Regions from separate parts of the Homo sapiens genome. Here region 2 is linked to region 1. Evidence: chromatin contacts called from ENCODE Hi-C data. All regions are on one chromosome and are shown on one strand. The core of a region is the stretch at or near the end of the contact, and the rest is flanking DNA. Distances in the headings are between cores, read along the strand shown. Region 1 holds the start of PLAGL2 (PLAG1 like zinc finger 2). Region 2 holds the start of EIF6 (eukaryotic translation initiation factor 6).

Region 1 (4,483 bases), core at 1,352-3,851:
GCTGATACAAAATGTGTGCTCTGAATACATGCAGTGCCTTCTCTGAGGTCTCGGCTGTGTCTGCCTCTTTTTCCGCATGAGGCCTGAATAGTACTTCTTTTTTTCCTCTTTAATGTTACTTCTCAGGCCTCAGAGTGAGTTTCCTTCCTTTCCCAACATCTCCCCCAGAATGCAGTCTTCCCCTTTTCCCTCACAACTAACCCTCGGCACATCCCCTTTAAAGAGCCCCTTACTTTACCTCCCTCCAGGCACCATCTCCTGGGCCAGAGTTCTCTCTTAAGCAGAGAGCCACTTTCCTATACTCTCTTGTATTATTAGGGCTCCATATCCCAAACAGGAATGCTTGCTAAAAACTCTGTATGGTCCTCTTTGAAAGCTGAAACTGAGACATATTTCTCCCCAGTCTGTCCGTCCCCTGTTATGGGCCATGATGCCTGCTGCTCTCTGATGAAACTATAGTTTTTATGGTGTTACATCATCTCTATAGAAACTGCGTTCTTTCTCCATTATTAGCCTGTTTCCTCATCTGTAAAGCTAAAAATACTTACCTCACAGGCTTGCTGTAAGGATTATTTTAGTGAGGTATGCAAAGGGCTCAGCACAGAGCTTGGCCTGCTAGAAGTACCCAACAAAAGAGAGCTATTATCTTTGTCTTTGTATTGAGTTGCATGTTTCCACCTTCTGCTGCCACACTCAAATTCTCCTCACTCCCCCCTAAAAAACAGTTGAGAGATAACACCCCTGCACAAGGAAAGGGTTAATCTTTGAGTGTTCTTAACTAAAGAGACCCACAGAGGATTAACAGCTCCACTTCAGTGACTACCCTAAAATAGCTTTTATCCTCCTGCCCAAGAGTTACTTGGGGATCTGAAGAACTCAATTCAACACCTGCCGGAGGAAATAGACCCAGAACGTTCCTTGGGATAGAATCTTCCCTTAAGCAGAACCCAAAATAGCAACTGGGAAATTATAAATAGACTTAGAGGAAAGAAAAAACAAAACAAAACAAAACAAAAAACAGATCCTGATCTCAGAACCAGAAACAAATCCTAAAACACACTGGTTGGCTGGAAAACAGTGAGAAGAGGGGAAATGGGAATGCTGTCGCCCCCTTCCCCCCCGCCCACTCCAGAGTGGTGGGAGAATTAAATTACAGGGAGGCTGGAGAGTCTCAATGACTTGCACCATTCCAAGAAACATCAAACAGGATTAACAGGGGTTGGATTTACTCTCAGGCTGCTAATTCTTCTGTCAGTGTAGATGGGCCCTCTTTGGAGTCTCTTTGATTCACTATTTCCTCAGATTCCTGCTGCCTCCCACTCCTGGGGAGGCCTTGAACAAATGGCTGCAACTCATCACAACCCCATTTTCATGGGGAGAAAACGTGATTCGACACCCCCGCTCCCAATCTGGTGGCCTCACCTTAGGAGAGAAAGGTTAGAAACCCAAGACCAGACTCTACACACAGTCCCATGGCTGACAGGTGGAAAAACACACAAGCCAGGAGACAGGCTAAGCTTGCAGGTGAAAGCACCGATTCCCCCACACAGGTGTCCCCATATCCTCCACCTAACAGGCCCCTTTCTCCCCACCAAGGTGGGCCACAGCCTGGTCCCAGGCCAACTTTTAGATCACCCCACTGTGGTGTGGGAAAGGTTCAATTCCCCGAGCCTGGGAGAGATGGGAGTGGATGAGGGCTGGAGAAGCAAAGGAAATCCAGGGAGAAGTCTGGAGGGAGTCTCTGGGATGGGAAGGAAGAGCGAGGATGGGAAGGAATCATGAGCAACTTTCCTGGGTCTCTAAGGGATCCCCACAAGAATGAAATGGGGGATTATAAGGGCTGGAAGGCTGGGGGGATGGGGATAGTCAGAAGTGTATCCTCTGAATTTCAAGAGGGTCTCAAAATGGGTAACGGGATGGAAGATGTCGAAAGCCTGGGAGTATGGCCACTGAGGAGGGAACTACAGGTGGGGCTTATTCGACTTCTCCAGACCCAGATATTTGAGGGAAGCCTCAAAGGGAGTTATGTAAGTCTGGAAAATGAAACAGGGTACAGAGCGGGCTATCTGGAGCAGGAAAGGGGGTTATGTGGGTCTGGGTAGGCGTGTCGGAGGGAGGGAGCAGGTGCAGCTTATCTGCGTCCCCCAGACCCGGGTCCCTGGTAAGGTCAGCAGCGCCTTATCTGGGTCTCCAGGGAGCCTAGGGGTCGGGAATGGGGGACCCTCAGGACTGCGTCTCCAGGTCTCGGAAGGGAGGGGACCGGTGGCTTCCTCGGGTCCCCCAGACACAGGTATGGGGTCCAGGGAGAGTTTTCGTCACCCCAGGGCCTATCTGGGGCCGGGTTGGCGCAGACCGGGCCCCGGGTCGGGGGTGTGGGCGACCGCGCTGAGGGGCCCGAGATGAGGCGCGCCGCCGCTCCGGGTACAGGGCGCGCGGACGCAGCGAGACGGCCTCCCGCCCCTCTCCCCGCCGTCCCCTGGGGCCCTCGCCGGCACTCACCGCGCTCGGGGCCCCACGCTGCGGGCCGGGCCGCGCTCGGGCTCCGCCAGGCCCCCTCAGGCCCCGGTAGTGGCGGCGGTCGGGCCATTGTGCGGTGCATTGTGGGAGCCGCGCGAGCGGGCGCTCGGGTCGTGGAGGGGGCGGTGCCGCGGGATCTCTATGGTCCCGCCCGCCCGCGGGCTAGAGCGGCCGGGGCGGTGCGCGGGCGGCGCGCAGGGACCGCTGGGAGCGGGGCGGGCGCTCGCGTCCCTCCTTCCCTCCCCGACTGTGCGCCGCGGCTGGCTCGGGTTCCCGGGCCGACATGGGCGCCGCCGCGTGGGCACGGCCGCTGAGCGTGTCTTTCCTGCTGCTGCTTCTGCCGCTCCCGGGGATGCCTGCGGGCTCCTGGGACCCGGCCGGTTACCTGCTCTACTGCCCCTGCATGGGTAAGGCCTCCCAAGCCCTCTGCTCAGATGGAGAAACTGAGGCCGGGAGAGGAAAAGCCACTCCTCAGATGCGCCCAGAGACACCTTCACAGGTCCAGGAGAGAACCTCAGAGCGGGACGGGGCATGCTCTTCTCCTCTCTGCCTTAGTTGCAAGGGCACAGAGGGGCCAACGTGTCCAACTTTCCATTTGACAGATGAGAAAACTGAGGCTGGGAGAGGTTACGTGACTTGCTTGAGGTCTAAGCCAGTCCAGGGTCCAGTAAATGGAGTTAGTGGGGCAGGACTTGATGTCACTGACCCACGCTGGCTCCTGGTGATTTTTCATTGATTCAGCAAATATTTATGGGGCACCTATTCTGTGCCGGGCCCTGTTCTCTGTACTGGGAATACCGCAGTGAATAAGATAAACTCCGTGTCCTTGTAGAGCCTTCATTTTAGTTGGGGAAGACAAACAATTGAGAATAAGTAGGCCAGGCGCGGTGGCTCACTTCTGTAATCCCACCACTTTGAGAGACCGAGGCAGGATCACTTGAAGCCAGGAGCTCGAGATCAGCCTAGGCAACATAGTGAAAATCCAATCTCAAAAAAAAAAAAAAAAAAAAAAAGCAGAGCGTGGTATCGTGTGCTTGTAGTCCCTTGGGAGTTATCTGGGCGGCTACTTGGGAGGCTGAGGTGGGAGGATCTCTTGAGCCGAGGAATTCGAGGCTGCAGTGAGCTCTGATCGTGCCACCGCACTGCCAGCCTGGGTGACAGAGTGAGACCCTGTCTCGAAACAAGCAAACCCAAAAAGGGGTAAACATAAAACAATAAATACATAGTTTCATAGAGGATGATGAATACTAAGGGAAAATAAAGAGAGCAGGGTAGGGGAGAATCTAAAGACCATGCCAGGTGCACAGTTGAAATGGGTATGGTGGATCATCATTGTGGAAGTGGATGATCTTAAGGCCCCCAGTGGCTTCCAGACTCCTGACCATGACTTTCAGGGCCCTGAATGATGTGGCCTCCACTGGCCATCTCCACAACTCCCTTCTCTGCTGATCCTCCAGCTGCAGCCACACTTAACTCCTTTGCGTTCCTCACACATGCTCAGGTCTTCCAGTCTGCACTGCTGCAGGTGGCGGTCCCTATGCCTGGAATCCTCTCCTCCATTTCTGCCTGACCAGCTGTTTCCCATCCTTTAGATCTCAGCCTAAATGTCACCAGAAAGGATTTCACTGACCTCTACCCAAGTAATCTCCTCATTACCCTATCACCAAACTTTTTTCATCTCTTTCTGGCAATTATCAACATTTTTCATGTATTTGTTTACATGTTTAGTGTCTCTGCAGTGAACTGTGAGTGCCTTAGGGGCAGAGGCCTTGTCCTTCTTGTTCATTCCTGTATCCCAGCACCTAGCACAGAGTCTGGCACATTGTGGCCTCTCAATCATATTTGTGAAATGAATGAACAGGTGCCATGCTGGGATTAAGAAAAGGAATCACACAGGGTCCTTGCTTCTGAGGCATTCACAGGCTGAGGAATCAGCCAGTACGAAGGCCAGGAAGTGAGCAAAGAT
Region 2 (4,483 bases), core at 1,984-4,483, 3.1 Mb after region 1:
GGGTTCAGGTGATTCTCCTGCTTCGGCCTCCTGAGTAGCTGGAATTACAAGTGCGTGCCACCACACCTGGCTAACTTTTTGTGATTTTGTAGAGATGGGGTCTCACTATGTTGGCCAGGCTGGTCTCGAACTCCTAACCTCAGGTGATCCGCCCACCTCGACCTCCCAAAGTGCTACGATTACAGGTGTGAGCCACTGCCCCCAGCCAGAATGACTAAAATTTTTACAAGTCATCAATTCCAAGTGTTGGCAAAGATATATGGAGCAACTGAACTCTCATACTGAGACAGGAGTGTAAGTTGGTCAATCACTTTAGATAATTATCTGGCATCATCTGCAACTACTACTAAATAGTCACATAACCTGTGACTCTGCCATGCCACTCTTAGGTATCATATACCCAGTAGAAATATGTACATGTGTTCACTAAAAAAACATAGCAGCACTATTACTTTTTTTTTTTTTTTTGAGACGGAGTCTTGTTCTGTTGCCCAGGCTGGAGTGCAGTGGCACAATCTCGGCTCACTGCAAGTTCTACCTCCCCGGTTCACACCATTCTCCTGCCTCAACCTCCCAAGTAGCTGGGACTACAGGCACCCGCCACCACACCTGGCTAATTTTTTTGTATTTTTAGTAGACACGGGGTTTCACCGTGTTAACCAGGATGGTCTCGATCTCCCGACCTCGTGATCCGCCCGCCTCGGCCTCCCAGAGTGCTGGGATTACAGGCGTGAGCCACCATGCCCGGCCAGCAGCACTATTCCTAACAGACCAAAGTGAAAACTGCCCAAATGCACTGTCGATGGAATGGATGAATACGTTGTGATATACTTACACAAAACACACCATACAGCAACAAGAATGAACAATCTACAAATACACGCCAATCAATTTCTGAATTCCAGGTCACTCCCATCATAAAATACACAAGGACTAAGCTAAAATCTCCCTTGTTGTCAGAACTTGCTTCAAGTCCTAAGGGCATGGTTAGAGATCAGAGTATTTTAACTGAATAGGAAAATACTTTGAGGTCACTAGGCTTAAGTTTTTGTTGTTGTTGTTTTTTGTTTTTTGTTTTTTTTTGAGACACAGTTTCACTCTTATTGCCCAGGCTGAAATGCAATGGCACAATCTCAGCTCACCGCAGGGTGAGCTCCACCTCCAGGGTTCAAGCAATTCTCCCGCCTCAGCCTCCCAAGTAGCTGGGATTATAGGTATGCGCCACCACACCCGGCTAATTTCTGTATTTTTAGTAGAGACGGGGTTTCTCCATGTTGGTCAGGTTAGTCTCGAACTGCTGACCTCAGGTGATCCACCTGCCTCGACCTCCCAAGCAGGCTTAAGATTTTTAAAAATTAAAGTAAAAGTAAAAAAATAAAATAAACAGACTTCTAAAAGTGACCTCAATGAGCAGAACTAAGAAACAATGGGCAGCAGTAATGGAAGACAGATCCAGCTTAATGAAAGGACCGGCCGGGCGCAGTGGCTCACGCCTGTAATCCCAGCACTTTGGGAGGCCGAGGTGGGAGGATCACCTGAGGTCAGGAGTTCAAGACCAGCCTGGCCAACATGGTGAAACTCCATCTCTACTAAAAATACAAAAAAATTAGCCGGGTGTGGCGGGATGCGCCTGTAATCCCAGCTACTTGGGAGGCTGAGGCAGGAGAATCACTTGAAGAGAGTGTTGCAGTGAGCCAAGATCGTGCCATTGCACTCCAGCCTGGGCAACAAGAGCGAAAACTCCATCTCAAAAAAAAATAATAATAATAATAAAAAGGAAAGGACCAACGACCAGAATTAACAGTGCTGACAGGTAGGAAGGTAGGGTAGAGATGTGGTAAAGGGAATTTAAGATTCCAACGTAACTGAGCAGGAAGACCGCATATCTTAGCTAATCTTTACAGAGACAGAAATGGATGCTTAGAAAGAGAAAGCACCTTGCCCAGTCAGTGGCAGGGAGAGATGAGATACAAATCCTCGGCTGGGTATAGTGGCTCTCGCCTATAATCCCAACACTTTAAGAGACCAAGGTAAGAAGATCACTTGAGCCCAGGAGATCAAGGCCAGGCTGGGCAACACAGGGAGGCCGCGTCTCTACCAAAAATGTAAAAATTAGCCAGGTGTGGTGGCACGTGCCTGTGGCCCTAGCTACCTGGTAGGCTGAGGTGGGAGGATCACTTGAGCCTAAGAAGTTGAGGATGCAGACAGCTGTGATCTTGCCACTGCACTCCAGCCTGGGCGAAAGAGCAAAAATCTGGCCTCAAAAAAAAAAAAAAAAGAGAAAAATCCTTCTCCAACACTAGGAACTAGGTGTGGAACTTACTGAGTCACTTAGGTCAAGTCTCAACTTCCTCATCAGTCAAGTTAGGCCAGTAACTCCTACCTTCTAGTGTCTTTGTGACGAAGGAATGAGAACAGGAGTGAAAGCACTTTACATTATTTGTTATTACTATTATCCAGCAGCCTTTGCTAGAGGGTTGCCCCGATCTCCTGACGCTTGGCCTGAGAGATTCTATAGTGCCCAGAGATAACAGATGATACCCTGGGAATCCCTAGGTCACTCCGGGTTCCCTCCGGGGGTGTAATTAATGGTGCTTGGAGACCACTCCCTCCCTCGGCGTCCTCCACCTGCCTTACCCACACACATGCGCCCGATGATGCGGCAGCCGGCGATAGACGCGTGCACCACGGGGATGGTATCGGAGAGCTCGCCCTCGAACACACTGTAGGGACATGGACTCGGTGGTGGCGGGGCAGAGGGGCCGGCACCCTCCCACTGCCGGAGCTCTTGACTCCTGCGCACGCCTCCCCGCCACCGTAAGCCCCGGGGCTCCCGCCGCACCTGTAGAAGTTCTCTGAGCCTCCGATCGCTACCAGACAGTAGGTGTTGGTGAGCTTGGCAAAGCAGCCGATCTCACAGTTGTTCTCGAACGAAGCTCGGACCGCCATGAGGCCTAGGGGCGGCGGAGGCGGGAGTTCAAGGCCGGCGGATCCTTTCCCAAGTATCCCGGCCTCCGTCCCTCAGGCCCCGCCGCGACCCCGCCCCTCTCGGCCTCCCGGCCCCTCCGTCCTCGGGTCCCGCCCACTGGGCCCCCACCAGAACCTCCGGCCCTGAATCCTCTGGCCCCCACCCCTCCCGACCCAGGACCGGAGCTGACCCTCCCAGGTTCCCCTCACACCAGCTTACCAAGTAACCAGTAACAAGCTCCGCACGCGGCGACTGTACCTTGGACTCCCTAAAAAGGTTTCCGTTTCCACTTCCGTCCAGGGAGACTTCCGGGAGAGCCCGGCGCTCCCCGCCACGCATCCAGCCCCTCTACCTCCGGCCTCCGGCGGACTCTATGGTCGCGAGCGGTCTGGGCGCGACCCCGCCTGGCCCCACGCCTAGCCTGCTCGCGTTCATTCATTCATTATTCATTCAGGAGCTTTTTAGGAGCTGTCATCGACCTAGACCTCCGGCTGGTCGGTTGTGAGGCATGAGGGAGAGGAGGGGCCAGGAGTGTCTCGCGGAAGGGTTGATGATGGAGGTATTGATGGAAATGAAGCCGGAGGAAGGGCAGGTTTGGGGAAAGGGATGAGTCCAGCTGTGCCTTGAGGGACAGAAGTCCATGTCTGGAGCCCAGCAGGGGAGTGGAGTGCTGACGAATGAGATGAGGGGCTGAAGACGGGTGGACTAGAAGAGGCTACCCATGGAGAGAGTTCCAGGAGGCAGAAGTGCGGCCAGACCGAGGCTGGAGAAAGAGCGCAGCCAGAGACGGAAAGGCAGCCAGGCTGCAGGTGCTGGAGAGAGGGGAGGACTGAGGAAGCAGGGGCTCAGGAAAAGGCTGGAAAGGGGTCCAGGGTGGGCAAGGATGTGGGTGCTGGTTGGCTTCCACGATGTGCCTCTCGCACGGCCTCTATCACTCACTCAGCAGCCAACTTCTGTCCCCAGGATAGTGATGGGGGCCAAGGGCCCTGCTGCACACTTGGACAGGATGAACTTGGCCCACATTTTGTAGAATCTGCAAAAGCCCCGGGTTCTCTCAAAATGTCACAGTGGTAACTTGGAGCCCCTGGACTCCCCCAATTCCTCCTTCGGCATTCACCCTCCTCCAGGGGTTTCCCCATAATTGGCCTGAATGGTGCCCTTCCCATTCCCCCAACGTGTCCCTCCCATAACTCCTCAAAGTTCAGGATACACCAGGCGCTGTGATTCACAATAAAGTCTGCCTTTATTGATGTGTATCATGTTTACTATCCCGGGTAAGTGGTGAGTTCAGGAAAATGGCCCACAACCTGTCACAGCCTGTACTTCAAGAGACACTCAGCAAGATGATGACGACGACAATGATGATGATGATGATGATGACTCAGCAAGATGATGACGACGACAATGATGATGATGATAATGATGATGTGTGTGTGTGTGTGTTTCCGGGTATCCACATACTCTGCTCTTCCTCACTCATTCACCTCAGACCCACTCAGTCCTCTTTAGGGCATC

The links. A loop is a pair of places that touch in the nucleus more often than their neighbours do. Pooled maps may share reads with other maps.
Region 2: a map of CD4-positive, alpha-beta T cell shows a loop between it and region 1 (5-fold over the local background). The contact joins the promoter of EIF6 here to the promoter of PLAGL2 in region 1. A Hi-C loop is called at or near these places in 2 of 168 maps with a recorded cell type or tissue (CD4-positive, alpha-beta T cell and naive thymus-derived CD4-positive, alpha-beta T cell) and 7 of 50 pooled maps.

The regions. Positions count from the first base shown.
Region 1 is chr20:32,205,142-32,209,624 of GRCh38, forward strand. It overlaps PLAGL2 (PLAG1 like zinc finger 2), which reads right to left and starts at 2,602. Exons shown (of 3, transcript NM_002657.3): 1 at 2,500-2,602. It overlaps POFUT1 (protein O-fucosyltransferase 1), which reads left to right and starts at 2,739. Exons shown (of 7, transcript NM_015352.2): 1 at 2,739-2,924. The coding sequence starts at 2,801. RefSeq lists enhancers at 608-657, 2,573-3,486, 2,949-3,078 and a silencer at 2,389-2,808.
Region 2 is chr20:35,281,539-35,286,021 of GRCh38, forward strand. It overlaps EIF6 (eukaryotic translation initiation factor 6), which reads right to left and starts at 3,234. Exons shown (of 7, transcript NM_002212.4): 1 at 3,188-3,234; 2 at 2,843-2,954; 3 at 2,638-2,723. The coding sequence starts at 2,949. FAM83C (family with sequence similarity 83 member C) reads right to left here. Exons shown (of 4, transcript NM_178468.6): 4 at 4,193-4,483. It overlaps FAM83C-AS1 (FAM83C antisense RNA 1), which reads left to right and starts at 3,713. Exons shown (of 2, transcript NR_109815.1): 1 at 3,713-3,777; 2 at 3,932-4,234. RefSeq lists a silencer at 2,964-3,153 and an enhancer at 3,246-3,796.